Linked DNA regions of Mus musculus: regions 2, 3, 4, 5, 6 and 7 are each linked to region 1. A link is a loop called in an ENCODE intact Hi-C map of the cell type or tissue named here. Cell type or tissue: heart. All regions are shown on one strand.

Region 1 (4,000 bases):
GGCTCAGAAAGCCTGTCTGTGGCTGATTCAGCACCTCACAGTGCGGCTCTGTTCACAGTGGCCCTACTGTGTGTCCTCCTACGGTGTGTATTCACACTGTGTGTACTCCCTTTCTTTGTTCTTTCAGAGAAAGCATGTCTTCAAAGTACAGTCTCCCTCTTGTTATTCAGTTCTCTGGTGATGTTCACAAAGGCACTAATATTAATGAAGGTTCTATTCTTTTCTCTTGCTAGAAAGTCAACATTTAAGAATATTTTAGAGAAGGGAGGCAGCATATCCCTTCATTGCAGCCTGCTCAGTGGACTCTGTACTTATTTGAAAACATCTGTGCCCTATGACTGGGCTAAGAGGACAGGCTTCCATCTTTAAATGCTTCCTGTCTTGTTAGTGACGTCTTAGCTCTCTGTAATTGACAGCATTTTTGGATGTTAGAGACTGGCTTAAAAAACAATCTTTTCATAGCTGACCCTCCATGTGTTAATCAAAAAATGGGAAGAAGAAGAAGACCATTGACCCAAATCATGGCCAAATTCATTAAAGCAAGTGATTAATTAAAGCAAGCTTTTCTATTCTTGTACACAGGCTGCCTCTCCCTAAGACAGGGCTTGAGAGGTTAGCCTTGAACATGAGGAAGACAAGGGTTTTACAGCTCAGGGGTCAGGGGTTTCCAAATAGGGGATTTGGCAGGCCAAACAGACCACCTCCTGAAACACAGACTTGGTTCCAAGGTGGGTGTAAAAAGATAGTCATACACACTTTGGAAACAAAAGTAGGCTTTAAGATGGTTATAGATAACTTTTTGAAACAAAGACATGATTGTCCTTCCTGGAACAGGCAGTACAGAACCATTTGTAGTTAAGGTTACAGGTGGGGTGTAGCCTAATCCTTGAGAAACAGAGATTAATCAACAGGAACTAACCTAGTTTGTCTTTACTGTAAGATGGCTTTCAAGCCTAAGATGGAGGAGGGCTGGTTCTTCACATGTTCTGTTTCTGAGTGAGTGGCAGTCAGTCTACTGTGAACAAAGAAGACAAAGTCGGATGTAACATGGATCCTGGAAGAACACCAGGCAAAGGACCCACAGAGCCAGGGTGACAGGCCTACAACACAGCTCTGTGCTGATCTAGATGTAGACTTGAGAAACGCAGGCTCCTGGACTGAGCAGTTGGTCAGAGCTCAAAGCCACACTGCCAGCAGCTCCAAGCACCACGGGGAGGTCTCTTTTACTATCTTCTACTCTTCTCTGAAGCAGATTAGGAATGTCAGGGAGAAAAGTCGTTGAGAAAACTGCCTTGGGCAAATCTTAATGTTCCCTGTTGTAAAGCTAAGGGGACCAGAATTGGCCCATTCAGAAATGTGCTTTCATCTCATGGGGGCATCTTGGGAAGCCCAGTTCAGTTAGGGCCACCAGGGAGGCCACACTGCACTTAGTGGGTCGGTCGCAAACATGAGGGTGCCTCAGACAATCCTGTGAGGCTTTGCTAGAGCAGAGACAGCAGGGCCCCGTCCAGAGATCTGGAGGTTCCACGCAGACACCTACAGGCCAGAGCAGAGCCAGTCAGTGGCAGCTTTCAGGATGCTTAATACTCCCTCCCACCTTCAGGGGTCAGCATAGTTCTGCCTTAGTCTAGGGCCAGTGCAAATGCGGAGTTGGTTCCTAAGAGGACTGCTCCCTCTATGCTAGCCAGTGTGTCTCATTCACTGTGGCATGTCCAGGGTTAGCTCTTGCCTCAGCAGCAGGGTCCAATCGACGTCCACAAATTGTTCGTAGGTGAACAAATTCATATCTTTTCACAAGATCTAGTGGAAGAGAAAGGCAGATAGTGATAGTGAGCTTTGAGCATGATAACTCTAACAGAGACAGTCATTACTGTCTCTGAAAGTGAGAGCATCTTCTAACTCTGGGGGAGATTTCTCCCCTGTGAAGTTCCACATGCTATCACTGGGACTCAAGGCTCTGGACAAGGAAAAGGCTGCAGGGGCAAAGTCAAACCAGCAGGGGGCACCGTACCCTTGCACCACAGACGTAGGATGGCATCCCAATACTTATCATTACAATAAATCCATCTTGTGTCCTGAATGCTGGTCTTCCAGGCAAACCAGCCTCAGTTTTCATCAGGCCAGGTCCGTGTGCTTGTGAGAGGCCGTCGGAAGCAGGCCGGCTGACAGTGGACAGTCTCTCTGAGAAGGAAGCAGCTGGTCTTCACCTGAGACTTCGGTTGCTTCCTCAGCTGCTTCCAGCCCGGTGTGTACAATTCTGCCGTACACTGGTGACCTGAGGTAGGTACTGGTGGGTGGCAGAGAGCTCCATCTACGTGGCTATGGAGAAGCCATCACCCAGGACGAGTGAGAGTTCCAGAATAGTGTCTGTCTGTCCCGCAGTGTGAGATCCGGTGGAACTGTGCTTTTGTTTGTTTTGGGGTACTTATGGGGGTGGGGGTTTGACATTGTTGATGTCTTTCTGGGGAAGAAATTCTTGAATCATCTTTTTATACTATAAAATGCTGCATTTTTTAAAGGTACGAATAAATAAACCACACACACAGAAATTTCAAAGTTAAAGCGAGCCTGGTGGGCACACATGTAATTACAGCATTTAGGAGGCAGAGGCAGGAGCAGAGGCAATGGATCACAGTTAAATTTGAGGTTAGGTTGGTCTACACCATGAGTATCAGGCTATCCCGGGCTACATAGTAAGATTCTATCTCAAAAAGCAAGTGCCATCCCCCAAAACAAACAAAATGCAAACATTTCTCAAGCTGAGCCAAAGCCTTCAGTCTGTGAAGCAATCAGACTGATCCCCAAGTGCAGGGAACACGGCTTCAGCAAATGGCAGGTCCTCTGTTCTGCATGCTTCCAGGCTGAGACTTGCCTTGTGTGAAAGAGGCAAACACTCAGAGAGGCCTGGATGGAGTTGAAGGGGCTCTGTGGGGGAAGAAATCAAATCAAATTGAAGTAAATCAGGACCCTTTTCCTGCTCCATCCTTTCAGCCACAGCCTGGGGACATGCTTCCCTTAGCAGCTAATCATCTGTTCTTATTTGCTTACATACTTACATCATATTACTTACATGCATAAACATACTCATACATGCTTATATCTACTCTTTACTGCTAGTGGCAGATTTGCATTATCCTATGAATATTTAGAAGAAGGGGGCCACTTGGGCTCCATTCTCAGTGGGAACACTGGTTGGGTCTCTGAGGGTGGCTCTGAACTGGTACTACATCATTCCGACACTCTCTCAAAGTCCCTGTAGTGAGCATGGGGCACAGTCAGAACATAAGATGGGCTACAAATGGAGGACATATAACTTTACATAATGCATTTGGAGACTAACCTACAGCAGACTACTGAACAACAACGGGCCCTTACGGGCATCACATCCTGCCACCTCTCCTAACAAACTGACAAGTGCTTAGAATCTGAGCACCACTCACACTGCCCTTCCTCATTCTTTTTGTCACAAGTCCCCCAAGCTGCTTTTCCCGTAAACTTGGTCTGCTCTGATAGTGGCATTATTTTCCAGTCATTACAATATGGCACTCTGAAGTTATTTTCTAACCAGTTAGCACCTTTGTCTTCTCTAACGCTACCCCCAGTGTTTGTTCTACATGATCTAAAGAGCACTCATTACCATGAAATTCCCCTGCCTAAAAGCCACCAACAGCCACACATGATGCTACAAGCCTATAATCCCAATCCCTACACTTGAGAAGTTGGAACAGAAAAATTTAATGTTCAAGACCAGCTACATAGTGAATTCCAGGTCAGCCTAGGCAAATAGAGAGGGGAGAGAGGGGGGGGGAGGAAGGAGGAGGAGGAGGAGGAGGAGGAGGAGGAGGAGGAGGAGGAAGAAGAAGAAGAAGAAGAAGAAGAAGAAGAAGAAGAAGAAGAAGAAGAAGAAGAAGAAGAAGAAGAAACAGTTCCTGAGAAAGAGGGACTAGAAATATTTTGCTTTTTAAGTTCTAGTCCTTTGGGAGACTATTCATTGTGATCC
Region 2 (4,000 bases), 96 kb after region 1:
AGCATGAAAGAAACAGTGGCCAGGGAGCTGCAGAGGGAAGCACTGCCCTGCTCAGATCTGACTGGGGCTTCAGAGAGTGTGGTGGCACAGAGAGTGGTTGGAGCAACAATGTGGTGTCACTTTTTGGTCCATACAGGGGTTATTAAGGGACACTGGTGGAGTATTGCCTCTTTTCTTTCCTTAATTCTAAATATTCATCAATGCACTTGAGAAATCTGCAAATGTGTTAGATAAAGATCCTATACAAAGCCCAGAGCCCTGAACACTTAAGGGGGCTTTGGCATCTCTCCATGCCAAGCTTGCTCTTTAGTCTCCAAAAGTGGCTTCCCTTGGCTTAGTCCTCTGTACATCTTGAAATCATTCCCTCAGCTTCTTCAAAGCTGACACAGCACCAGGAAGCCCACGCTAGGGCTGATGTCCTCCAGCCAAGCAGAACCCTTTCCAAAATGAGAACAAGTACCTACGTCCGGAAGCTGAAAACTGGCACCTTTCAAAAATGGTCATTTTCCAGGCTCAGCTGCCACAATCTCTCCCTGACCCCACCCCTCCATTTCAGGGCAAAGCCACTGACAATTAGCTCCAGCCACCTGTGTGTGGAGTTTCAGAAACTAGCTGTAACCCTGTAAGGCAAATGACAGACCATGTTACTGAGGCGTCCGTTGCCTCATAAGAAGCACAATGACGATTTATTTCATACAATATTTTTTAGGACTAAATGTGTTACCATGCAAGCACTATACAGAGTTTAGCACACAATGCTGTTCTCTTATCTCTCCTTTCTTAGCAACAGCAGCTTGGCTCTGATTCTGGAGGCAGCAGGTACTCATATGCTCATTTGCATGGTGAAAAGGATACTTTCCCCAAAGACGATTTATATTTCTTGGGTCTATCCAGATCAGGAGCTAGAGCAGGGCTAGGTTGCGGGAACAGGGATGTGATTATAAGGGCCAATAATTGAAGCCTTTGAGAGGGTAGTAGGAAAACCAGAGCCAACTCAGAAAGATCAGGAGACATTCAAACAACAGCTGATAAAGGTCCAAGGGAGGAGGAAATGATGAAGCTGTCGGGAGATGGATGCAATGCACATACTGTCCAGCTGCAGATCTATTCACATAGTGATTAGATCGACTGGAACATAACTGTCATGGGCACAGCACTCAAAGCCCACAATGTACCCCACTTACCCCTGTCAGTATCCAGTTTCAGCCTTGACATTTAAGGCCCATTGCTGAGAGAGCCACATACAGCATCCAGTTTTCATCCAGGAACAATTGGAGCTCTGGGTCACAGTGCCACCTTTTCTGCTCTAGCCACCACGCAGCACACAGCTCCTGCTGGGCTCCTTGACCAAGAGGAAATGCTCTGCCCTTGGCTGTGCCAGCCCAGGAGAAGCAGCAGGCAGAGGTCCCTTGAGCTGTGCATTGGCGAGGAGAGCTTCTAGAGGTATGGCTAAGGTAATACAGCGCTTGACTTCTTCATGAGAAATGCTCTCTTGAATCAAGGTGCTATTGAAAATGAAGCCTGGGAGCAGTGTCTTCCCATCTGAGACACAATGATGGCACCCTCATCACTGATCATCCCTGATGCTCTCTGAACATGACTGGTGTATGGCAGGGATGGACACTGTTAAGCTCTGCAGAGGTTTGCAGCCCCTGCTCCTTGGACACCCCCAGTGGAAAGAATAGGAAACTAAATGCAGTGTCTGTGTTAGAAAGCAGCTCTGCATCCCATGCAGAGTTGGGGCCTCACAGGTCTACTGCACCCCTTGCTCCTCTCTGCACAGGGCACAGCCCTTGCTGGGACACTGAATTCCAGCTGGCAGCAGAGCTGAGAAGACCCAGTGATGTGAGCAAGGAGATGTATGTGTAGCCTGGAAAGGGCCTGGAGAAGTGAGGAGCAGGCCTGGAGCGCCACCTGCCATTCCTAAGAGCGGGGTGAGGCTCGAGAATCTTGTCAAGTGACAAACCTCTATCACTGTCCCCAGGAGACAGTGCCATGAGAGATGGCCTTGTAGGGCAGGAAAGGAAGCAGGGAAGTGGGAAATGTTCTCAGGCTGAGAACATGGGCAGTGCTGAGGGTTCTATACAGAGTGACCAAGTCTGCTGTCTGTCCACCCCGAGAGTCTTCTTCGTGGTGGATGATAGAGTGGTCAGGCTGTCCTGAGACAGAAGAGATGAGCGGCTTTGTAAGAAGCTCTTAAGAGTGTGAGACCAAGGCCATCAGAGTTGTGTGAAAAAAGGAAAAAAAAAGCCTCTGTATAGTCAGTCAGCCTCTAGAGTAAGAAATGTTGGTGCTGTGCACATGAATGGGTGCAGTTCCACAGCAGAGAACACAGCTTGGTGGAAAGGCTACCGGTGAACTCCACCTTCCGCCTCTCTCCTCTGCAAGGCCAGAACTGTGCAGTGCACAAGCTGTGCGGCTGTAGGCTTGATCAGATTTTTACTGAGACAATCTGAAGTTGCAGCTTTTCTTAATCCTCTTCTAGATATTTATTTTATTTTAGGTGTATGAATGTTTTGCCTGCATATATATGTATATGCCTTATTATCAATGTGCTTGGTGCCCACAGAGGCCAGAAGAGGGTATTGGATCTCCTGGAACTGGAGTTATTGATGATTGTAAACCACTGTGTGGGTGCTGGGAACTGAACGCAGGACCTCTGCAAGAGCGACAAAGGCTCTTAACCACCAAGCCATCTCTCCAGCTCCTGCTGCGTTTCTTGAATGGAGGCAATATAGCCTATATAGTCTTTCCTTCTGATTCCAACCCTAGAATCAGTTGTTCTTACAGGAGGGGAAGCATTGCTTCAACACAGTCCCACTGGGAGAAGGGAAGCGTGTCCTTGGTTGTCACAGGCTAGACACTCACAGGAGAGCCCAAGCCCTGGGAGGGGATCACATCTGGTGCCTCATGGGAAGGGAGCATTGCCACAGCTTTGGGAATGAGGAAGAAGGCAGAGCTAGCATCCTGACGTATGGGGGAGACTCCTTTACCTAAACGTGGAAGTGCTGTTCTGGACACGTGAGGGAAGGGCCTGGCATTCCCTATGCACCTGTCACACTTTCTGGGAGAGTCCTAATGCCTGACAGTCTGGGAGTGGCAGCCAGGCAGCTCTCAGGGCCCGAGTGCATCTCTTTACTTACCCCACCCTCCACTTCTCCGGTGACCTAGGCTGATGGTTCTGTTTGTCCAGCTACTAGCCAGGACTTGCTCAAGCAGGAAAACGCACAAGCTCCAAAGACAAGTTCTCTAGCTGCCTGGCCCGGTGGCAGGCCAACCCACGGAAGAGAGAACACAAAAGCATGCACGCATGCATGTGTGAAGACATGCACACGTGTAAGGGCGCTGTGGGAGTGTCTGGTTCTATCTTAGGTCTCTGGGCCATCTGGCCTCTGGTTTCTTTTCTGGTCCTCCAGGAATCAGGGAGTCTGCATGGTTCTAACCTAGGCCCTCTGCATATATTTGTAGCTTGGTATATTTTGTGGGACTCCTAGTAGTAGACGCTTTTTCCTGCTTCGGAGACCCTTGTCCTCCCACTGAGGACCTTACTATGAGGGGAGGCGCCTAACCTTATTGCAACTTGATATGTTATGTTTGGTTGCTCTTCCTAGGAAGCCTGCCCTTTTCTGAAGGAATGGAGGAAGAGTGGATGGGACGGGAGGGGAAATGGGAGGGAACTGGGAGGAGAGCGGAGGAGCTGGTCAGGATGTAATTTAATATATGAGAGAAAAATGAGTTTAAATATATAAAGAAAAATATATAAAATAAGTTATTAAATGAAAGCATACACGTCAAAAAACAAAGGAAGGAATAAAGGAAGGAAGGAAGGAAGGAAGGAAGGAAGGAAGGCAATAAATGTTTCCATAGGTTGGATTACAGTGGGGGGACATCGATCTGGATGTGAAGTGAATCAATAAGCAAATTACTGGAAAAGCCTGTAGGGCATTTTCTCAGTGATGGATGGGGAAGGGCCCAGTCCATTGTGGGTGGTACCATCCCT
Region 3 (4,000 bases), 380 kb after region 1:
AGGGAGGAAGAAAGGCAGAAAGAAAGGAAGAAAGAGAGAAAGGAAGGGAGGGAGGGAGGGAGGAAGAAAGGAAGGAAGGAAGAAAAAAGAAAGAAAGAGAGAGAGAAAGAAGGAGAGAGAGAAAGAAAGAAACATCAGCTTCCCCTATGCAGTGCAGACAGCAGTTGGCTTGGGGACAGGAAGTGGCTCACAGCCCACCTAGGACACTGTTACTCTACAGTGTTTGTAGAAAGCCTTCAGCTGAAAACAGTGTATGTCAGAAAAGCTTATAGTTGGGCCTGCCTTAGGGAAAGAATTAAGTTCTTTCAAATGAAGCAAGCTGGACCTTCTATTATATCCCAGAACAATGTAGGTGTATTTTAGCTGTTCCTTGTAAACCATGGATATATTATCAAAAGCCTTCTCCACCACCTTCTTGATAGCCTGATGCAAACACCTGTAAGTTGTAGCAATAGGTCTGAGTGCCTGGCCTATGGCAGCAGGCTTGGCAGTGTATGTGATGCTACTGGGATGCAGGCTGCTGTGAGAAGCTCTGTTTCAATCTGCTGCCAAGTTCAGGAACACTTACCTCATTAGTGAGGCGTGTCCATTCTAAACAACTAGACTTAGCAATGCGTCCTGGTCTTCCATCCTAGGCCATTGCTATTCAGTAAAATATTCTGTGATGACAGAAATTGTCATCTATGTTGTGTGACAGATACACCTGGCTGCTGAGCTTCTGATTTATGTCTGGTTTAGCTGAGGAACTGAGGTTTTAGTTTTAACTTTATTAAATTCATAGTGATTTCACTGATCTGCCCCAGCTCTTTACCATTTCTAGTCTAATCACCACACTTCCTTAAGACACGGTGGATTCATCTATAGGGACTATGGAGATATCTATAGGGACAGTCACCTATATGTGTCTCCTCATTTGCAATGTTTCAAACAGCATCCTTTTCTACATAGCATTTTTTTCTTTCAATTAGATATATGTGTGTCTGTCATGGAAGCCAGAAGAGGGCAGAGGGACCCTGGAATCACAGGCAGTTGTGAGCCAACTGCCATGGCTGCTGACAACCAAAATCTTAAGTGCTCTGAAGTGCTGAGCCATCTCTCTAGCCCCATAGCATTTTCTTGATAAATAGACTCATTTCATTTCTTAGTGTTGTAACAAAATTCATGACTCAAGCAGTTTAAGGGAGGAAGGGTTTGATTTAGCGCTCAGTTGGAAGACACAGCCCATCACAGCAGAGAGGTCTTGAGGTGATAGTCACATTGTATCCATGGTTGGTAAGGGACTGAGAATTGCTGGTACTCAGCTTGCTTTCTTCTTTATATTCCATCTTGGGTCCAAGCCCATGGAATGGCCCCACCACATAAAGGGTTGCCCTGCCTTCCCACCTTAAGTTAACCCAAACTAGAAAGTCCCTCATAAATATGTGCAGAGTTTATCTCCTAGGGGATTACTAGATCCCGTGAGGTTGACAGTAGTAATCATCACAAATGGTGATCCTGCCAGTAAGAAAACTGAGCATCAGGTTTCTAGCGTCTCCACCAAGATTCTCCACCACGTCTGACTTTTTACTAAGAACTTTGCAAATCTGTGTCCAAATAACTCACTGTACTTTCTAATTTAGCAGATTAGTTTACACGGCTGTTTACAGATCTGTAATGAAAAGGGGGGTACTTCTGCTATCAGATGCATTTTCAGTACACGGCTAATGATTTATGTTCCAAGTCTCTGGGGAAGTTCTGTGTTGTCCTGTGTCTAGCTCAGAGCCATTTTCTGAACCTCATGCTGACACCTGTGCCCACCATGTTTGGTAGTGTCTTCACTTGGCCAGATTCTCCTAGGGCATCTGACTAACTCCTTAGAGACAGTGTCTCTGCGGCCATCTCTGGAAGATACACACATATCACCATGCCAGGGTCCAGGCTCCTGTACACCTCTCTTCTTTAATAAATCCACCACTTCAAGACTTGATGCTTGTATCAGAGGAAGACAAACACTAAACTATTGAAACCAAAGCCAGTTTTGCATTGGCTCTTCCCCTCTCTCAGGGAAAGGCTGCCACCTGCTGTAACACATTAGCAACAAGGGGTTTTCAACAAGGTCATTGAACACTTAAATCCTACATTCAAAATTAATGTGCATACAACCTCACTGCCTGCCGTTCCCTGAGCCGGGAGTAGAAGCAGAAATGTAAACTACAAGCACTGAGTAGAGTTAAACAGAAAGTCACCCATTGAAGGGTACCCACGAGAAACTGTCATCTCCAGAATCAAGGATGTCCTTCACCACTCAGCAGCAGAAGCTCACATTAGCTCATTGTAATCTTAGGTAAATACTGACTGGTTTTCTACTGCCTTAGCCTTTCTAGTTCTGTGTGTCCTTATTCTCTACAGCACTAGCAAGGCTTTGACACATGAGAAGACTGAAAGAGAATACAGGTTGACAACTTGGGAGACAGCAGCTCTAAGCTCGATTCTGGCTCCCTGCAGGAGCACCAGAGTCAGGATCCCAGCACTGGGATAATTTTGTCAAATAAATACTTTTTTTTTGTTTATTTGTAGCCTACCTGCTTGGTGCGGTTAGTATGTCCAAAAGAAGCAAGTTTGCATGGCTGAGAAAAACCAAAGTGAAGGAATTAGGGACATGACACCCTCAAATTTGCTGCTTGGGTGTGTTGATGATCTTAAGATAAAATCTGAAAGTCAGCAGATTCAGGGAATGGCTCTTTCTGAGCTTCCTTATCTGCCCAAGGACAGGTTTTCTAAAAGGAACTCAAGGGGAATAGGTTCCTCTCTGGGAGTTTCTCGTCATCACGGAAACAAGCCGTGTGTACACTACACCTACAGTGTTTGCAGCAGACCACTGTGTGTCTCATCTGTTGGGAGGATCTCCTCATCTGTCCCAGATTGCTAACTTGTCCATCTTCCTTCTGAAAATGGAGTATGAATCTCTCGCCTCCTTTCATTGGCTATCTGATGGTTCGTTCTTTAGCTGACAGCTGTAGCATATATACATTGCAGTGGCTTTTTTTTTTTTTCCTTGCTACTCTGCTTCCGGTCAGATACTTCACAGATGTAGCTATTTTCAGAGAAAAAACTTACCAGGTTTCCTCCAGAGGCTGCCAGATACTGTGCGGGTATTTGACAAAAGTACCATCCATTCTGTTACCCCAAACCCAGAAAGAATAAAACCAGGCAGCAAGGCATTAAAAAAAAAATTCTTGGAAGATAGAGAAAGGTCTTGCTCACACAAAGACAAGAATAAGGTGATGACGCCCAGTAGCCTCATTTCCAGAATCCTGTCTCTTCTCCTCCACTCTCTACCTCCATCCTGGGTCAGTACTGTGGCCTCTGCCACACAACAAGTATAAAGAACAAGAATGTTTCACCTTGGCCTTCAGGCCGTTTGCCACCCCAGCCGCTTCACTCTTTTTTTTTTTTTTTTCTGTTTTTTTTTTTTTTTTTTTCGAGACAGGGTTTCTCTGTGTAGCCCTGGCTGTCCTGGAACTCACTTTGTAGACCAGGCTGGCCTCCAACTCAGAAATCCGCCTGCCTCTGCCTCCCGAGTGCTGGGATTAAAGGCGAGCGCCACCACGCCCGGTTGTCTCTTCACTCTTAACAGCAATTCTAGGAATGTGACAGACTGAGGACCTAGTTAGTGATTTCAGTGTTGGGTAGACATAAGTATGAGTGAACTTGTGTTTATAAATGAATACCAAACTTCAAAAAAAAAATACAATTAAAGCAAAAGTAGGAGGAAATACAAATAACTTCAGAACAAAAATAGCTTTGAAAAGAAAGCCTCAGAGTGGAAGAAGTAGTCTTCTGAATACAAATGATCAGCCCTGAAACATACGTGCAAGTAACATGCAGATTAAGCAGGCTATATTTAGGAATATGTAGCTCAGCATGTGGCACATGCATTTAATCTCAGCACTTGGGAGGCGGAGGCAGTTGGATTGCTGTGAGTTCAAGACCAGCCTGATCTACACAGCAAGTTTCGGGA
Region 4 (4,000 bases), 290 kb after region 1:
GTTCTGTCACAACTTTCTTAAATATTGTTAAATATAGCCAGTCAAAAGTAACAATGTGGGCATCTGTTTTACAATGATCATCTAGGATACCTCGTCTTCTGTAGGAAAGTTTGCTTTTCAGCATCTCTCCCATCTGTTTATCACTGATGTCTCTACTAGTCTTTGGAATTCTCACATAGAGAAAAAAACGAACAAACAACAAAGCCACACAGCGAAAGATCTCCAGTGAGAACAGGAGACCTTGGGCTAATGCTTAGGGTGTGCTGCTGAGGTTGTCATGCTGGGGCCAATGCTTGCCGTAGGAGGGGAATCTGGTGGAGCTGCACAGGCTTCCGGGCTACACCTCGGCATGGGGTATAGCTGTTTGGAATAAAGACTGGAAGCTTCTGCTAAGATGTTTTCAGTCCAACAAGTGTCTTAGGGTGGTTATCTGGCGGGAAGGAAAGCTTAAGGGTGAAAGTGAAACAAAAGTCTATTGATACATTTGCTGTTGCCATTGCCCAAAGTAATAATAGATCTAATTCAGAGCGATGATACCGGTGGGAGGAGATGCACATGCTAAGTGTTCTGACTTCATCACAGTGAATTGTGCAATATTCAAAGTATTGCTCCATATCCAATAAATACATATGAATATTATGTGCCGAGCCTGTCTGTCTCTGTATGTGTGTGTGTGTGTGTGTATGTGTGTGTTTGTGTGTGTGTTAGGCCAGTGGACAATTTCAAGTGTCTTTCCTCAGGCATCAGCCATTTTTCTTTTTGTGACAGGGGATCTCACTGGCCTGGAGCTTACCAATGAGGCTAGACTGGCTGGACAGGCAGCTCCAGAATTTGCCTACCTCTTCAGTACTGAGATTGCAAGGCTGGGCCACCACAACTGCTTCTTTTCTTTCTTTTTTTTTTTTTTTTTTTTTTTTTTTCCCCAAAAGCATGGGTTCTGGGGATCAAATTCAAGTTCTTGTGCTTGCAAAGCAAGTGCTTTACCAACTCCAGTAAGTTGTCTTCTACACATGTACCATGGTAAGAAGAGAGAACACACACACACACACATATATATATGAACACAAAAATAAATAAAATATAATTTTTAAGTAAAAAATTTTAAAGTCAAGTAAACTATAGCCTGTGAGTTAAATCCAGCTACATACTTGCTTTGATAATAACATTTATAAGAATCACCCACATACTAAGAAGTAGCAAAGAGAGTTAGAAGCAGGCAATAATAATTGTTCCACAGATGCATGGAGAACATGGCCTTTATGCTATATGTTATTTTTATTATACCTGAATATTTTTCCAGCACGTGTGTGTGTTTTAGGCACTGAGGGTTAAACCTAGTGCCGCATCCATGCCAGGCAAGGACTCTGCCACTTCTTTACCTTCTTTTTAACTTTTATTGTGAGACAAGTTGTCCAAGTTGGTCTTGAAGTCACTCTGAGCTGTCCCCCAGGAGAACCTTGAATTTGTAATCTTCATGCCTCAGCCTCCCTAGTAGGATTATAGGTCTGCACCATTAGGTTTGTTTCTAAGAAAAATGTAATATAATATATGTATATGTCCATATATATTTACGTGCATATGTATGTATTACATATGTATCATATATTCTCTTACTTAAACCTAAAATTTTAAAATCTGGATATTTGAGAAGATTAGGAAATTACTTGGAGGTTCTATATGTGATAATGGTATTTATTATACTTTCGTAGGGCTGTTTCCTTTTTCAGAGTGGCATGGACAGATGTAAAAGAACTTACACAGCATTTGGAGTTGCTTTTAAATAACCAGTGGGTGTGGTAGAGGTAGAAACAACATGAGATTGACCACTCTGTGGAACTGTGGATGGTAGCGAGGGAGACTTGTGGGTCGCTGGGCCATGCTTGTTCTTACTGTATATGTTGAAATTTCCAATAATAAAAAGGTTTTAGAAGAACACTTTGGTTTTGTTTGCTTTTAAAGAAAACACCCCCATTGTTAAAGCTCAGGTTGGCTAAGTCTAGCAAATAGAACTGCCTGTGTGCTAACCTGAGATTTTGATTTTATCAGAAATAGAGACAGGGCCTATGACAGGAGCCCTGGCTATTAACAGCAGAAGCAGGGGGTGCAATGACTCAGGTCAGTGGGAAGGATGGGAGCTTTCTACGTGGCTCAGTGGGTGGAGTTGTGCAGCAACTTATCTCAGCAGTAACTGGAGGCAGCACTTCTAAGAGACACAGTGAGTAAGGCAGGAAATGAAACTATAAGGGAGACTCCCTAGAGGAAACAGCAAAACTTGAATTCCAGAAAGCTGGGGCTTTGGAAGCCAGAGAGGCGCAGCCCAGAGATCTTCAACCTGCAGAAATAACTCCTCAGGTCTATGGAGAAATTAAAGAGAAATAAACTAAAGCATTCAAGGGATAGCTTACTACTTGAATTACTAAAGGAACAGAGAACTAGTGGAAATTAATAGGAAGAAAGAATCAGGTTATTTGGATCTCAGCTTAACTGGAAGATCAAACAGAATCAGACTGTCATGAACTTATATTGTTCAACTCATCAAGTCTAAGTGAGTTAGTGTGTAGGTGGAGTTTGGCTGCTGTGAGTGTTTGTCTCTCACCTGTACTGTACTACCTCCAACTAGATCCCATCTGCTAAATTTCTTTTCTCTTTCTTTCTTTCTTTCTTTCTTTCTTTCTTTCTTTCTTTCTTTCTTTCTTTCTTTCTTCCTTCCTTCCTTCCTTCCTTTCTTTCTCTTTCTTCCTTCCTTTCTTTCTTTCTTTCTTTCTTCCTTTCTTTCTTTCTTTCTTTCTTTCTTTCTTTCTTTCTTTCTTTCTTTCTTTCTTTCTTTCTTTCTTCTAAATTTCTATTAATGGGCTAATCCACTGAATCCTCAGAAAATCACTTCCTCAAGGCCCCACCTCCAAATGTTGCTGCACTGGAGGACTAAGCCTTGAGCTAGGGACTATGAGCCTCTGGGAGACATCCCATGCCCAACTATAACAGTAAATCAGTTATCTTGATGGGTTCTTTCTACCATATATAACCAGACCAGAACATGCCATTGTGTTTTAGAAACAAAAACAATTACTATTTGTTTGTTTGTTCATTTCTTGAGACAGGTTTTCTTTATGTAGTCCTAGCTGCCCTAGAACTGGCTGTATAGATCAGGCTGTCTCTGCCTCCCAAGTGCTGGGATTAAAGGCATGTATCACCAGAAGCAATTTCTGTTGCATATTCTTAGTCACTCTACTCAAACACAGATATGATTTAGTATCTCTGTCAGAAATCTTTCCACAGATCCTATCACCAATTTTTTTTTTTTTTTTTTTTTTTTTTTTTTTTTTTTTTTTGGGATAAGAAGATGCTCATGACTTCTGTGCTGCGTACTTAGATTTTTCTGGTCACCATTCAGAGTCTAATGGCCCAGCTCATTCTTCTAAGCATCCTTCTAAGCTTTCTGACAGCTGGAGCTGTGTGAAGCCCTCCTGCTAGTCACCTGCTGTGTTAGCACCTTGTTTTAGTTAGGGTTTTACTGCTGTGAACAGATACCATGACCAAGGCAAGCCTTATAAAGGACAACATTTAATTGGGGCTGGCTTACAGGTTCAGAGGTTCAGTCCATTATCATCAATGTGGGAGCAGGGCAGCATCTAGGCAGGCATGGCACTGGAGGAGCTGAGAGTTCTACATCTTCATCTGAAGTCTGCTAGTGAAAGACTGACTTCCAGGCAGCTAGGGCGAGGGTCTTAAGCCCACACTCATAGTGACACACCTACTCCAACAAGTCCACATCTCTTAGTACCACTCCCTAGGCTAAGCATATACAAAACATCTCACACCCGCTTGTTTTCTAGGGTCCTGCATAGCTGCTGCCTTCTCTCTGACATAGTTTTCTGACTGCTTTCTCAGTAACTTGATTATTTTCTTCTGTACATTCCTGCTATTCCCTGAGCATATTTCTTTAAAAGCACCCATAAAATATGTTCCTTTATTTACTTGATTAAAAGGGTTTGGGGGGAAG
Region 5 (4,000 bases), 65 kb after region 1:
ACACACACACACACACACACACACACACACACACACAGAGATTATGCAAACAATAATAAATAAAATTTTGAAAATTAAAAATAAATGTATGTGCATGGATCCTATGCACAAAACAGATAAACTGGAAACGGAGAAATCAACAAGAAAGCATTGGAGGCACTGTTCAAGAAACAGTCACCAGACTAGTGGTTAAGTCTGCGCAGGGACCCCCAGCACACAGGGTAGATCTACAGGGGAGCTGGATTTTGCTTTTGCAAACCTGTGCTTTCTTGAGGAAAACAATAGTAGTTTATTTTTGTGTTCTTCCCACTGGGTTCATGCTTATGGGTGATATGTGCTTAGAATGGGGTCACAGCCCCTGCTAGAGCAACTGTACTAGGAACTGGAGGCTCAGGGCCTCCCACAGTCCCAGGGAAATCCCTGTCTGCCCGCCCGCCTGAGTGACTGCCTGCCAGCCTGTGTGCCTGTTTCATGGAGTAGAGCGGAAGCAGACGGAAAACCCCTTCCACTACACAGCTACACAGTGGGATCCAAAGCTACACCTCTGAGTTCCCACTCTTCTTAGCCACTCCACTCTTGGTGGTTTTTTCTGTCCCTTTGGTTGCTAGATTTGGTTTTTATGCCTTGAAGACTGGATACCCCTTGATTGTGATAGGGTCAAAGTGCAGCACCCTTTTAGAGGAAGCAGCATCAGGTTTGTTATTTTCCTTCTATTTCCAGTGACTCCCCAGTCCTTCCTTGTTTGAAATTTGCTGACATCCATCAGCGTGTTGGGTCCCCAGGAGAGGCATTTTAGCTTGTTGTATTTGTTGCTGAAACTCTAGTACCTACAAATGGCTACCGGAGTGGAGAAGCCTTGTTGAGTAGAACAGGGACATGAGAAACAGTGAGTGAGCTGGGAAATGAGAGAAGAGCGAGCGTCAACAATCCTTCAGCTCTTTTTGGTCACTCGTGTCTGTGATTTAAGCCGCCCTCTCTGAGCAAGGACTTTTGTTTGTTTGTTTGGTTTGGTTTTTCAAGACAGGGTTTCTCTGTATAGCCCTGGCTGTCCTGGAATTCACTCTGTAGACCAGGCTGGCCTTGAACTTATAAATCAACCTGCCTCTGCCTCCCAAGTGCTGGGATTAAAGGCATGTGCCACCACTGCTAAGCGAGCAAGGATTTCTTAGATGGGCTGCTCCAACCTACCCCAGGATTCCAAGACAAGAAAGGCTGGGGAGAGGGACACTGGAGAGTTACAGGAGGAGGAGACTGAAAACTCTATGGGAGCCCTGTTGCCTACTGACGTTTTTCCTGGCATCTGCCCTGTGGCCTGGGCCCAGTGCCCATGGAAGAAGGAGTTGGTTCGGGTTACAGTCAGGCCCACAGTCCAGAACAGGGGAGGAGCCTGTGTTTAGGGGTGGGGGGCCCCAAGGCAAAGAGTCCCCTCAAGCACTGTGGAGCATTAGGTTTTGAACGACTCCATTTAGAAGCAGAAGAAAAGCTCTTGGGAAATAGGAGGTCTCTGGCTGGCTTCCCAGGAGAACAGCAAGTTCCAGCCAACTGGAGCTCCGGAAGCAGGGAATTTGTGGGGAGGAATGGGGCACGGAGCAAGCAGACATCCTGACCACAGTTCCCCTGGAAGAGCTTTGCTCTCAAGTGAGCATGTTTCTGGAAATGGGGAGTGTTTGTCCTCCCAGGTTGTTATGCACACAGCCAGGGTATTGTGAACCTAGTCATTCCCTGGTGTGCATGTTTTCAGAAGAGGAGTATTATAAGCTATTCATAGTTCTGCCTGAACATTCTTTGGAGTAACGGGATAGACTTCAGCTCCACCTCTTCCTGTCTGAGGGCAGGAATGGGCCTGCCCTGCTGTCTCCAGGACAGGCTGGGAAATCACTCTTCTGGACAGCTCCCTTTCAGCCCACCAGAGCCGGGACCCGACAAGCCTCTAGGGGCTTTCGGGCTGTCAGGTGTAAAGCAAGTGAGTGTGCAATCATCCGCTCCCGCTGACTGATGGGGGCTGGGGGTGGGGTGGGGTGGGGTGGGGTTGTGGGGGGTTGGTGAACTCAAGGCAGGAGGCTCCAAGGAAGGGCCCAGGTGACATTAAGGAGGAGAGAGAACCAGTTATGAATTTTTAACTGTAAAAAGGTCAAACATTAACTTCATCCAAATAAAACCTAACATCAGTTGCAAGCTTTCGTTTTAGGACTCCAGCCATTTGTTAACCTACGACGGAGTGGGAGGGGGAACAGGGATGCTGGCATCTCACAACTGCTTTGTCTTGAGACCTCCCTCACATTGGCACCCAGAACCAAAGAGCTCCTTATTCAAGGATACTACTAGGACTGGAATCCCTGCAGACCTGGAGAACCCACATCAGGACAAAGAGACAGGGGTCAAAGGGCACTCCCGCAGAAGGCATCGTGAGAGTAGCACTGGTGACTGGGGGTGAATGGGTATGGTTGGGAAAGCTTGATGCATTCCACGGGAAAGGTGGGGCTGTGTAACCCCTCCCACCCAGCAACTCCACTCCTCTTTAATACCACACAGCACCAGTCCTTCATGCCTTTTGTCTTAAACTTACTTTACATTCTTACATATGAAAAAAAGACCCCAAATAACTCGTGTTAGGTGGGTTAAGCTGGTCAATACTTGCCATCTTAGTAGTGAAAATTAATGTGAAAGGTAATAAACTCATGCACACTAATATGAGTAAAATGTTTATGGGGGAAAAAACCCTCAACTCCCTATTTTCCAAAACAAATAATAGGCAGAACTTGGTGGGCAAGGGGCTCTGTCTGGCAGCAGCCAGCTGGCCTCACCCTGCATGGCTCTGCTGGGATACAGCTGCAGGGGAACTCCCTGGGGGGGACTGCAGGGGAACTTCACTTGGGAGGGAATGGAACTAAAAATGACAACCCTGCTGTACATTAGCAAAATAGCCCTGACTTCACAGACACTTCTGAGGATGTCAGGGTCCGCAGAGGCCCGTGACACACCTGACCATATTGTTCTGGGGACGATTGTGGAAGGAACTATGGACTTCAGAAGACATTGAGTGTTGAGAGCACATACTTCTGTAGAAGTTTGGGAGATGAGGAAGTTAAGAGCAGTGCAGATGGCGGAGTCCTGGTTTGTGACGCGTCAGAGGGATGCAAAAACTCTACGGGGCTATTTGTGTGAAGAATCTATGGTGTCTGGCCAGGTAGAGTTGAAGAATCAGCTGTGATTGACAGGAGACCAGCTGGAGAGATGGCTCAGTGGTGGCACTGACTGCTCTTCCAAAGGTCCTGAGTTCCAATCCCACAACCACATGGTGGATCACAACCATCCGTAATGAGATCTGATGCCCTCTTCTGGGGTGTCTGAAGACAGCTACAATGTGCTTACATATAATAAATAAATAAATCTTAAAAAAAAAAAAACAACAACCAGAACTACTAAAGTAAGACCTTTGCTTGGCTAATTGAAAATGGTCCACTGGGGCGGAGGAATCAGCGGTGATTAAGAAGAGACCAGCATCACTGAGGTGAAGTCTTCTGGGAAGTGTTTCCTCAGGGTCAGCACACAGAAGCTGTGGTCCTGAGGTGGCCAAGGTTGTACCTCATCTGGCAGCCAAGCTCGATAGCATAAGAGTCACCCAGGCTTTGAAGGCATGAAGGGGTCATGGGGAGCAGCTGAGTCTTGGCATGTGTGGCAGGGCTGGAGGCCCTGAACAGAGCCCAGGAGAGGCTGTTGGTAAAAGTTGAAGCAAGAGACCCAAGCAGCTTTGGAGATGCCAGTACCATGGGATGGCCACGACTGATGGCCACAACTGAATCCGTGGAGTGGAGCCAGTCACAGACTAAAAGATAGGCTGTCTGTGCTGCAGAGGGCCGAGCTGGAGGAGTGACCCAAGTCCCTTGGAGGAGCCCAGAAGATGGTTGAGTGAATCATTTGTACTGTTGGAGTTTAGTTTTGCTTTGTTAACATGTGACTGGGCTCTGGTTCTCCCCTCTTGAAATAAGAAACTACTTAA
Region 6 (4,000 bases), 120 kb after region 1:
AGAGAGAACTGAGTCCTTTGCCTTCCACAACCCTGCCAGAAGCGTCAGTTATGGAGAGCTACACCTCAGCACCCTATCACACTGTTGTAAGAGTTCTCTTCACTGGCTTCCTGACGAGGCTGTTACTTTTGCGGGGTAGTTGGGGTGGGTAGAGGTTGTCACAGAAGCCTTCCATGTCCCTTATTTCAACTGTGTGTCTTCAGTCATCCATATCACAGCAAAAGAAGCCTCCTTGCTCTTCACAGCCAGTGGGGGATGGGACTGGGCACACATGGCATGGTATGGATGACCAACCCAACACAGACTGATGGATCACAGGGTCCACGTGGTTTCTGGCGACAGCACAGACCACAAACATAGCTCCCCTCTGCAGTAGGACCCCTGGCCCAGACAAGCCCTGACAAGCCCCGAGAGGCAGTGGGGCGCAGAGTTGTTAACACGGCCTGCAGCTGTAGCAGGCCTGTAAACATCAATGCATCTTCAGGCTGCAGCACAGACCGCCGACATCCTCATGGTGGCCACTTTCTGTAATCTTCCTGTAGATGTGCCTCCAGTTCATGAAACCTTAACCCAGTGCTTCTCAACCCACGACACCCATAGGGGGTGTTGACTGATCCTTTCACAGGGTCACCTGCGACCATCAGAAAACACAGATATTTACATTATGAGTCATAACAGTAGCAAAATTACAGTTATAAAGTAACAACAAAAATAACTTTATGGTTACAGGGGGTGGGGAGTCTCACCACAATATGAGCAACTGCATTAAAAGGTCACAGACAGCATTAGGAAGATTGAGAACTACTGCATTAGCCAAAGAAAATGGCTTTCTTCCTAGTGATCTGGTCTTTAAGAAGGCAAGGGAATATTAAAGTAAAACCCTTTCCAATATCTGGTGGTTGCAAGGACCTGTAATTTAACCACCAGTGTTAACAGGGCAGGCTGTCTGGGGAAAGATACATTCAGCTCCCAAAAGAGTCCTCTGAGGGCCTACTGTGTCTGAGACAGCTGGCTCCTCATTGTGTCCTCATGGTGGGAGAGGCTAGGAGCCTCCCCTCACACTTGTCCCCCAACTCTGCAAAGTCCAAAGTCTCTCACCACAGGAAATCCCATAGAGTAAGCGGTGAGGAAGAGAAGGCTGGGACTTTCTTATGAACAATTAGACTTCCTATACCCAGACAGACACTGCCAATGGAAACACTATTGGCCCAAACTGCCGTTAACCGCCTGATCTGGTGGGCATCATGAACAGCTTCATTTTAAACAGACATAAGCCCCAGCAGTGACAAGGAGGCCTGAGGGTGTCAATCACTTTATCTGCTCACTGACAGTGCCTGCAGGTGTGGAGAATGCTCCAGATGTAAGCAGGAAACTGCTTTGGAATCCATCAGCCCCAGCACTGAGCTCTCAAGGTTGGAAGAGGTGCTCAGAATTGAACTGGGGACAATGAGGTCCTGTGCTCCCCTGGAAGGGCAAGGCCTAGCATAAGAAGGCCTGAGGTCAGATTGTGCTGGCAGCTCTGACCCGGTGGGGACAGAAGACTCAGCTGTGCTCATAGAGGGATTCGCCTTTTTCTTTTCTTTCTCCTGCACCTCCTAAGGAAGAAAGTGTTTTTCTTCCTGCTCTTCAGGGGATGGCAGAAGTTGAAAAGGAATATATTTATAGCTGGTAGCGAACTTAGGGTCTCAGCATCAGGTCTAGTAACCTCCTTCCATGACCGCATCTGAAAAGGGTGGGGTGGGGAGCAGCAGAGGCACAAGGGAGGAGGGTGCCTTGAGCTGAGACAGTTTGCTGGGTAGTTCTCTATCATCTTGAAACAGATTAGCGTCATCCAAGAGAAGAGAACCTCAATTGAGAAATGCCTCCATAAGATCAGGTTAAAACAAGCTTGTAGGGCATGATCTTAATTAGTGATTGGTGGGGGAGGGCCCAGCCCACTGTGGGTGGGACACCCCTGAGCTGGTGGTCCTACGCTCTATAAGGAAGGGCTGAGCAAGCCATGAAGATCCAAGTCAGTAAGGGGCACCCCTTCGTGGCCTCTGCACCAGCTCCTGCCTCCAGGTTCCTGACCTGTTTTGAGTTCTGACTTCCTCTGAAATATGAACAGAAATATGGAAGGGTGGGCCAAATAAACCCTCTCCTCCCCCAGTTGCTTTGACCATGGTGTTTTATCACAGCAATAAGAAGCCTACCTACAACAGATAGGAAGTTGATTTATGTTTGTGGAATGGATTGAAGTAGCCCCCAAGTCTCTAGCAAGATTAGTACTTCTCTCAGAAAACAGAACCTCACAGGAAAAGGAAGTGTTTGACGGCTGGAAAACGCAAGGGTCTGGCGCCACCTAGTGTCTTTTCCTGCAAGGGGCTGTTCTGCCTACGATGAGAGACAAGAGTTTGGTGGGAGATGCTGAAAAGCCACAGTCCTGATATGTCTCAGACAAGGTTGTTGGTGGAGGGGAAGGAAGCAGGAGTGACTCAAACGTAATATTTAGAGTCCAAGTCTCAATAGATTGGCTCACACTAGAAAAAACAAACAAACAAACAACTTGGTGCAATTTGATGGCTCCCGTGTTTCTCATTTTCAACCCAGTTTTTTAGAGCTCTCAGAACCAGTACACGGGCTGTTTACAGATTCCTCAATCTGCTTGTCACCGACCCCCTCAAATCTTGACCGTCAGCTTCAATGATGCCAAGTTCTGGCTCAGCACCTGACTACCCTCTAACTTTAATGTTACAGCCTCTGTGTGCTGTTTCCTGTCATTAACTTATTTATCATTCAGAGAAATGGCTGCAGAGTGGCTATTAGTACCCTCCGTTCCACACATGAGAAAAACCAGTGCTGGGGAAGGGAGAAGGTATCTGACTGCCCCACATGACTACACACGCACGTGCATTTTTCAGGGGTGGGAAATACTGGTGTGTGTGTGTGTATATGTGTGTGTGTGTGTGGTGTGTCTTGGGACATATTCTCCTCAGATAAGAACTGCTGCAGGTGAACACATGTGCTGTGGAGCTCTGCAGGGTGTGAGGTGCATGCGGGTGTGGGGGAAGGATCGGTGTGAGGGTGTGAACATTGTAGAGCTCAGGGGGCACCCACTGTGCCCTTTCGTACCCCCCGCCCCCCGCACAAAGAAGTTTATCTTCTTCAAAATGGATTCCAAAACACAATACAACCTCCACACACCCCCTCACAGACCACACACACACACACACACACACACCCCACAAACCCAACCTCCACACACATCCCCGAAGACCACACACACACACACACACACACACACACACACACACACCAGTGTTTCCCACCCCTGAAAAATAATCAGTGTTGCTTATTTTTTAGAGTTAAACTGGAAGACAGCTTTTCCAATAAAAGTGTGGTGGCCGGGACTGCATGCACGTCCCTTAGCGGAAGCGGGACAGGCAGAAGCAGGACGCTCTAGTCAGCATGTGTGATTTGCAGGAGGAAGGGCCCCAGAGGCTATTTCCTGTGTCGCTGGAAGGACACAGAAGGGAATTGTCTGTGGCTATCCAGCAAGGCTAATGCAGCCACAAGTCAGCAGTGCACCCCAGCCCTCACAGGAAGTACCACACACAGATACAGCTTGGCATCCCCTCTCCTGATACACCCACTTTGAAAATCTCCTGATTCTTCACAGGCTTTTTCTAATTTAAGACGCCTCCACCAGCTTGGCAAATGTCGAGCTTCTCCACTACAGAGGAAATGGCTTGGAGAGGCTCCAGAGGAACAAAGGCCTCATTAGGATCAGTCACTTATTCTGAGTACACATGGCCAAGAATCTTTATTGATGATCTCATATACAAATGCAGTGGTAATTAAGACCATAATGCAAATGACTTTAGCTTAGTAACTCCCTCTGTAAAAGAAATTTGCAAAATTAAGTCTGAGATTTTCGAAACTAGGTCTTTTTAAAAAAAAAAATCCCCTCTATTATAATTAACCCCTTTCCTCCATGCCATCCACCCCTTGGTAATGAAAT
Region 7 (4,000 bases), 660 kb after region 1:
TAGAGAGAATTCTAGCTAATATAACATATAGCATTATTTATATTTTATACTTATATATTACATATAATTATATGTTATGTATAACACATACAATATCTAGTTCTTATATATTATATTTTGAATTATAATATTGATTATATAATATAATATTAAATGTATGATATGTGGTATATAATGTATTATATTTTATTAATTACAAATATATTTGTCATTCCTAGAACTGTTACTATAAAATATCACATATCATATAAAAATGTGAGTTATAAGACATTATGTATATTTCTTAGATTTGTTATTCAGAATGAATTTTATGCCTATACCATTTTGTATTTTAATGTTTTATATTTTTAAAAGCCAAATAAGACCAATCTAGAAAAGATTTTTGTACATTAATATTGCTTTAACATGCTAACTATGCCCAATCCTTGTTTATAGTGTTTGTAAATGCTACTTAACAGTGACAATTGGTCCACATGGTTTACTATTGCTATCTGTGTTGCACTAGTGAGAGATAGCCAGGTAGATAGATAGGTAGGTAGGTAGATAGATAGACAAAATAAATATGGAACTAGAAAATATCATCATAAGTGAGGTAACTCAGATCCAGAAGGACATGCATGGTATGTACTCACTAATAAGTGAATATTAGCCAAAAAAAGTAAAGACTACCCAGGATACAATCCACAGGACTCAAGAAGGTTAATAAGCCAAAGGGCCCTAGTGAGGATGCTTCAATCCTATTTGGGAGGGGGAAGTAAGCAGTCACTGGGGGCAGGGTTGGGAGGACAGAAGGAGGAACAAGGGAGGAAGAGGAAAAAGGGGGAACAAGATCGGGTATTGGGAGGGGAAATATGAGTGAAGCCCTGAGGATTAGCATTATGAACGGGAACAGGTAACCTTGGGAGGTGTGTGTGTGTGTGTGTGTGTGTGTGTGTGTGTGTGTAGCCTCTAGAATGTGCCAGAGATCTGGGAGATGAGAGACTCTCAGGACTCAAAGGGAGGGACCTTAGATGAAATGCCCAATGGTAGGGAGAGGGAACTTGTAGAGTCCATCTCCAGTAGAAAGACAGGGCATCAAGTAGAGGGATGGGGTTGCCATCCCATGGTCAAAAACTCTGACCCAGAATTGTTCCTGTCTAAAAGAACTGCAGGGACAAAAGTGGAGAAGAGACTGAGGGAACGGAGGTTCAGTGACCAACCCAAATTGGGATCCATCTCAAGGAGAGGTTCCAAGGCCTGACACTATTACTGATGCTATGGTATCTTACAGACAGGAGCCTAACATGACTGCCCTTCAAGAGGCCCAACAGATTGAGACAGATGCAGATACACCCAATAAATGCACTGAAATCAGAGGAAAGCCTGGAAGAAGTTGTGGAGGAGGGTGACCCCATAGGAAGACCAGCAGTCTCAAGTTACCTGGACCCCTGAGAGCTATCAGACACTGAGCCACCAACTAGGTAGCATACACTAGCTGGTACGAGACCCCCAACACATATACAGCAGAGGACTGTCTGGTCTAGCCTCAGTGAGAGAAGATGCACCTAACCCTGGACTTGAGACTCCAGGGCGTGGGGAGACCTGGCAGGGTGGGAGTGGGGATATCCTCTTGGAGATGGGGGTGGTGGTGGTAGTGGTGGGTGCAGGAGAGGAATGGGATGAGGAACTATCAGAGGGTGGACTGGGAGGGGGATAATGACTGAACTGTAAAAAAAAAAAAAAAAGATTAAAGATAATTAAAAAACAAAAATCTTCACACCGAATTTCAAGTGTTTGCTTCTTAGATTTTTATCAGAGTATTTATTCTACATAAACTAATTTAGCAAGTCAACTTTGTCATTTAGTCAATTTAACATGAATATGAAAGTGACTCACAGAATGACAGGAAGGTTTCTAGCATGACAAGTACATCACTCTTTAATAATAGCACATGAGTTTTGTTGCTCTTTGGAGCCATCTTCTGGTCAGTGGTGGATTACAGATAATGTAAGTTTTCCCCATGAATTTTTTTTTCCATTTTTTATTAGGTATTTAGCTCATTTACATTTCCAATGCTATACCAACAGTCCCCCATACCCACCCACCCCCACTCCCCTACCCACCCACTCCCCCTTTTTGGCCCTGGCGTTCCCCTGTTCTGGGGCATATAAAGTTTGCGTGTCCAATGGGCCTCTCTTTCCAGTGATGGCCGACTAGGCCATCTTTTGATACATATGCAGCTAGAGTCAAGAGCTCCGGGGTACTGGTTAGTTCCTAATGTTCCACCTATAGGGTTGCAGATCCCTTTAGCTCCTTGGCTACTTTCTCTAGCTCCTCCATTGGGAGCCCTGTGCTCTTTCCATTAGCTGACTGTGAGCATCCACTTCTGTGTTTGCTAGGCCCCGGCATAGTCTCACAAGAGACAGCTACATCTGGGTCCTTTCGATAAAAACTTGCTAGTGTATGCAATGGTGTCAGCGTTTGGATGCTGATTATGGGGTGGATCCCTGGATATGGCAGTCTCTACATGGACCATCCTTTCATCTCAGCTCCAAACTTTGTCTCTGTAACTCCTCCCAAGGGTGTTTTGTTCCCTCTTCTAAGGAGGGGCATAGTGTCCACACTTCAGTCTTCATTTTTCTTGAGTTTCATGTGTTTAGGAAATTGTATCTTATATCTTGGGTATCCTAGGTTTTGGGCTAATATCCACTTATCAGTGAGTACATATTGTGTGAGTTCCTTTGTGAATGTGTTACCTCACTCAGGATGATGCCCTCCAGGTCCATCCATTTGGCTAGGAATTTCATAAATTCATTCTTTTTAATAGCTGAGTAGTACTCCATTGTGTAGATGTACCACATAAAACCAGAGACACTGAAACTTATAGAGGAGAAAGTGGGGAAAAGCCTTGAAGATATGGGCACAGGGGAAAAATTCCTGAACAGAACAGCAATGGCTTGTGCTGTAAGATCGAGAATTGACAAATGGGACCTAATGAAACTCCAAAGTTTCTGCAAGGCAAAAGACACCGTCAATAAGACAAAAAGACCACCAACAGATTGGGAAAGGATCTTTACCTATCCTAAATCAGATAGGGGACTAATATCCAACATATATAAAGAACTCAAGAAGGTGGACTTCAGAAAATCAAATAACCCCATTAAAAAATGGGGCTCAGAACTGAACAAAGAATTCTCACCTGAGGAATACCGAATGGCAGAGAAGCACCTGAAAAAATGTTCAACATCCTTAATCATCAGGGAAATGCAAATCAAAACAACCCTGAGATTCCACCTCACACCAGTCAGAATGGCTAAGATCAAAAATTCAGGTGACAGCAGATGCTGGCGTGGATGTGGAGAAAGAGGAACACTCCTCCATTGTTGGTGGGATTGCAGGCTTGTACAACCACTCTGGAAATCCGTCTGGCGGTTCCTCAGAAAATTGGACATAGTACTACCGGAGGATCCAGCAATACCTCTCCTGGGCATATATCCAGAAGATGCCCCAACTGGTAAGAAGGACACATGCTCCACTATGTTCATAGCAGCCTTATTTATAATAGCCAGAAGCTGGAAAGAACCCAGATGCCCCTCAACAGAGGAATGGATACAGAAAATGTGGTACATCTACACAATGGAGTACTATTCCCCATGAATTTAAAGTTAAGCTTTTTGAACATCATGCACTCCCCATAAGGGGATAGCTAGAAATCAGTAGCCCAAATAATACCTAGAAGCAGTTTCTTCAAGAACAAAATAATGAGGGTCACTTAGAATGATGAAGAAGAGGGTCCTGGGTAGAAATGAGCATGTCCTCTATACTGCAGAATTATTTTAATTGTCTAACAGGTTTTTGTGTACTTCTTCCGGCTAATAGGATAGAAACACATACACATAAGCACACACATGCACTTTTAATAGCATGTACAAACTTAAGTGTATCTATATAGATCAACACCTTTCTTCTTTCAAACATTCATTACAAAAGAGAACTTCCTATCTGATCTCTTCCTATGGCA

What was found. Hi-C counts contacts between places; a loop is a spot of excess contacts. Peaks named below come from ENCODE experiments on the same cell type or tissue, not always from the same donor. Only the 100,000 strongest peaks of a DNase experiment are listed, where the experiment ranks them.
Region 2: it touches region 1 in a loop (5-fold over the local background); 8 of 42 quality-filtered maps call a loop at or near these places.
Region 3: it touches region 1 in a loop (6-fold over the local background); 27 of 42 quality-filtered maps call a loop at or near these places.
Region 4: a loop joins it to region 1, with 2.0 times the contacts of the local background. A loop is called at or near these places in 4 of 42 quality-filtered maps.
Region 5: it touches region 1 in a loop (2.9-fold over the local background); 3 of 42 quality-filtered maps call a loop at or near these places.
Region 6: it touches region 1 in a loop (8-fold over the local background); 39 of 42 quality-filtered maps call a loop at or near these places.
Region 7: it touches region 1 in a loop (11-fold over the local background); 26 of 42 quality-filtered maps call a loop at or near these places.

The regions. Positions count from the first base shown.
Region 1 is chr11:20,792,792-20,796,791 of GRCm38, forward strand. Gm32213 (a long non-coding RNA gene) reads left to right here and starts at 1,829. Exons shown (of 3, transcript XR_872288.3): 1 at 1,829-2,280. In heart, CTCF peaks have their summits at 1,623 and 1,961 (motif pointing right); DNase peaks (open chromatin) are centred at 1,610 and 2,000; H3K27ac peaks cover 787 bases.
Region 2 is chr11:20,888,773-20,892,772 of GRCm38, forward strand. No RefSeq gene overlaps it. Among named protein-coding and RNA genes, the nearest start is that of Gm39608, 8.0 kb to the right of the region's middle. In heart, a CTCF peak has its summit at 1,916; no DNase peak of the experiment used is centred here.
Region 3 is chr11:21,176,493-21,180,492 of GRCm38, forward strand. No RefSeq gene overlaps it. Among named protein-coding and RNA genes, the nearest start is that of Vps54, 61 kb to the right of the region's middle. In heart, a CTCF peak has its summit at 2,062 (motif pointing left); a DNase peak (open chromatin) is centred at 2,059.
Region 4 is chr11:21,080,729-21,084,728 of GRCm38, forward strand. No RefSeq gene overlaps it. Among named protein-coding and RNA genes, the nearest start is that of Peli1, 8.6 kb to the right of the region's middle. In heart, no CTCF peak of the experiment used is centred here; a DNase peak (open chromatin) is centred at 2,163.
Region 5 is chr11:20,857,691-20,861,690 of GRCm38, forward strand. No RefSeq gene overlaps it. Among named protein-coding and RNA genes, the nearest start is that of Gm22807, 12 kb to the left of the region's middle. In heart, a CTCF peak has its summit at 1,916; DNase peaks (open chromatin) are centred at 431, 1,451, 1,851 and 2,361; H3K4me3 peaks cover 613 bases; H3K27ac peaks cover 1,000 bases.
Region 6 is chr11:20,911,803-20,915,802 of GRCm38, forward strand. It overlaps Gm46273 (a long non-coding RNA gene), which reads right to left. Exons shown (of 2, transcript XR_001780166.2): 2 at 1-631. Among named protein-coding and RNA genes, the nearest start is that of Gm32293, 3.5 kb to the right of the region's middle. In heart, a CTCF peak has its summit at 2,348 (motif pointing left); DNase peaks (open chromatin) are centred at 2,339 and 3,509; H3K27ac peaks cover 2,670 bases.
Region 7 is chr11:21,451,979-21,455,978 of GRCm38, forward strand. No RefSeq gene overlaps it. Among named protein-coding and RNA genes, the nearest start is that of 4932414J04Rik, 57 kb to the right of the region's middle. In heart, a CTCF peak has its summit at 1,949 (motif pointing left); no DNase peak of the experiment used is centred here.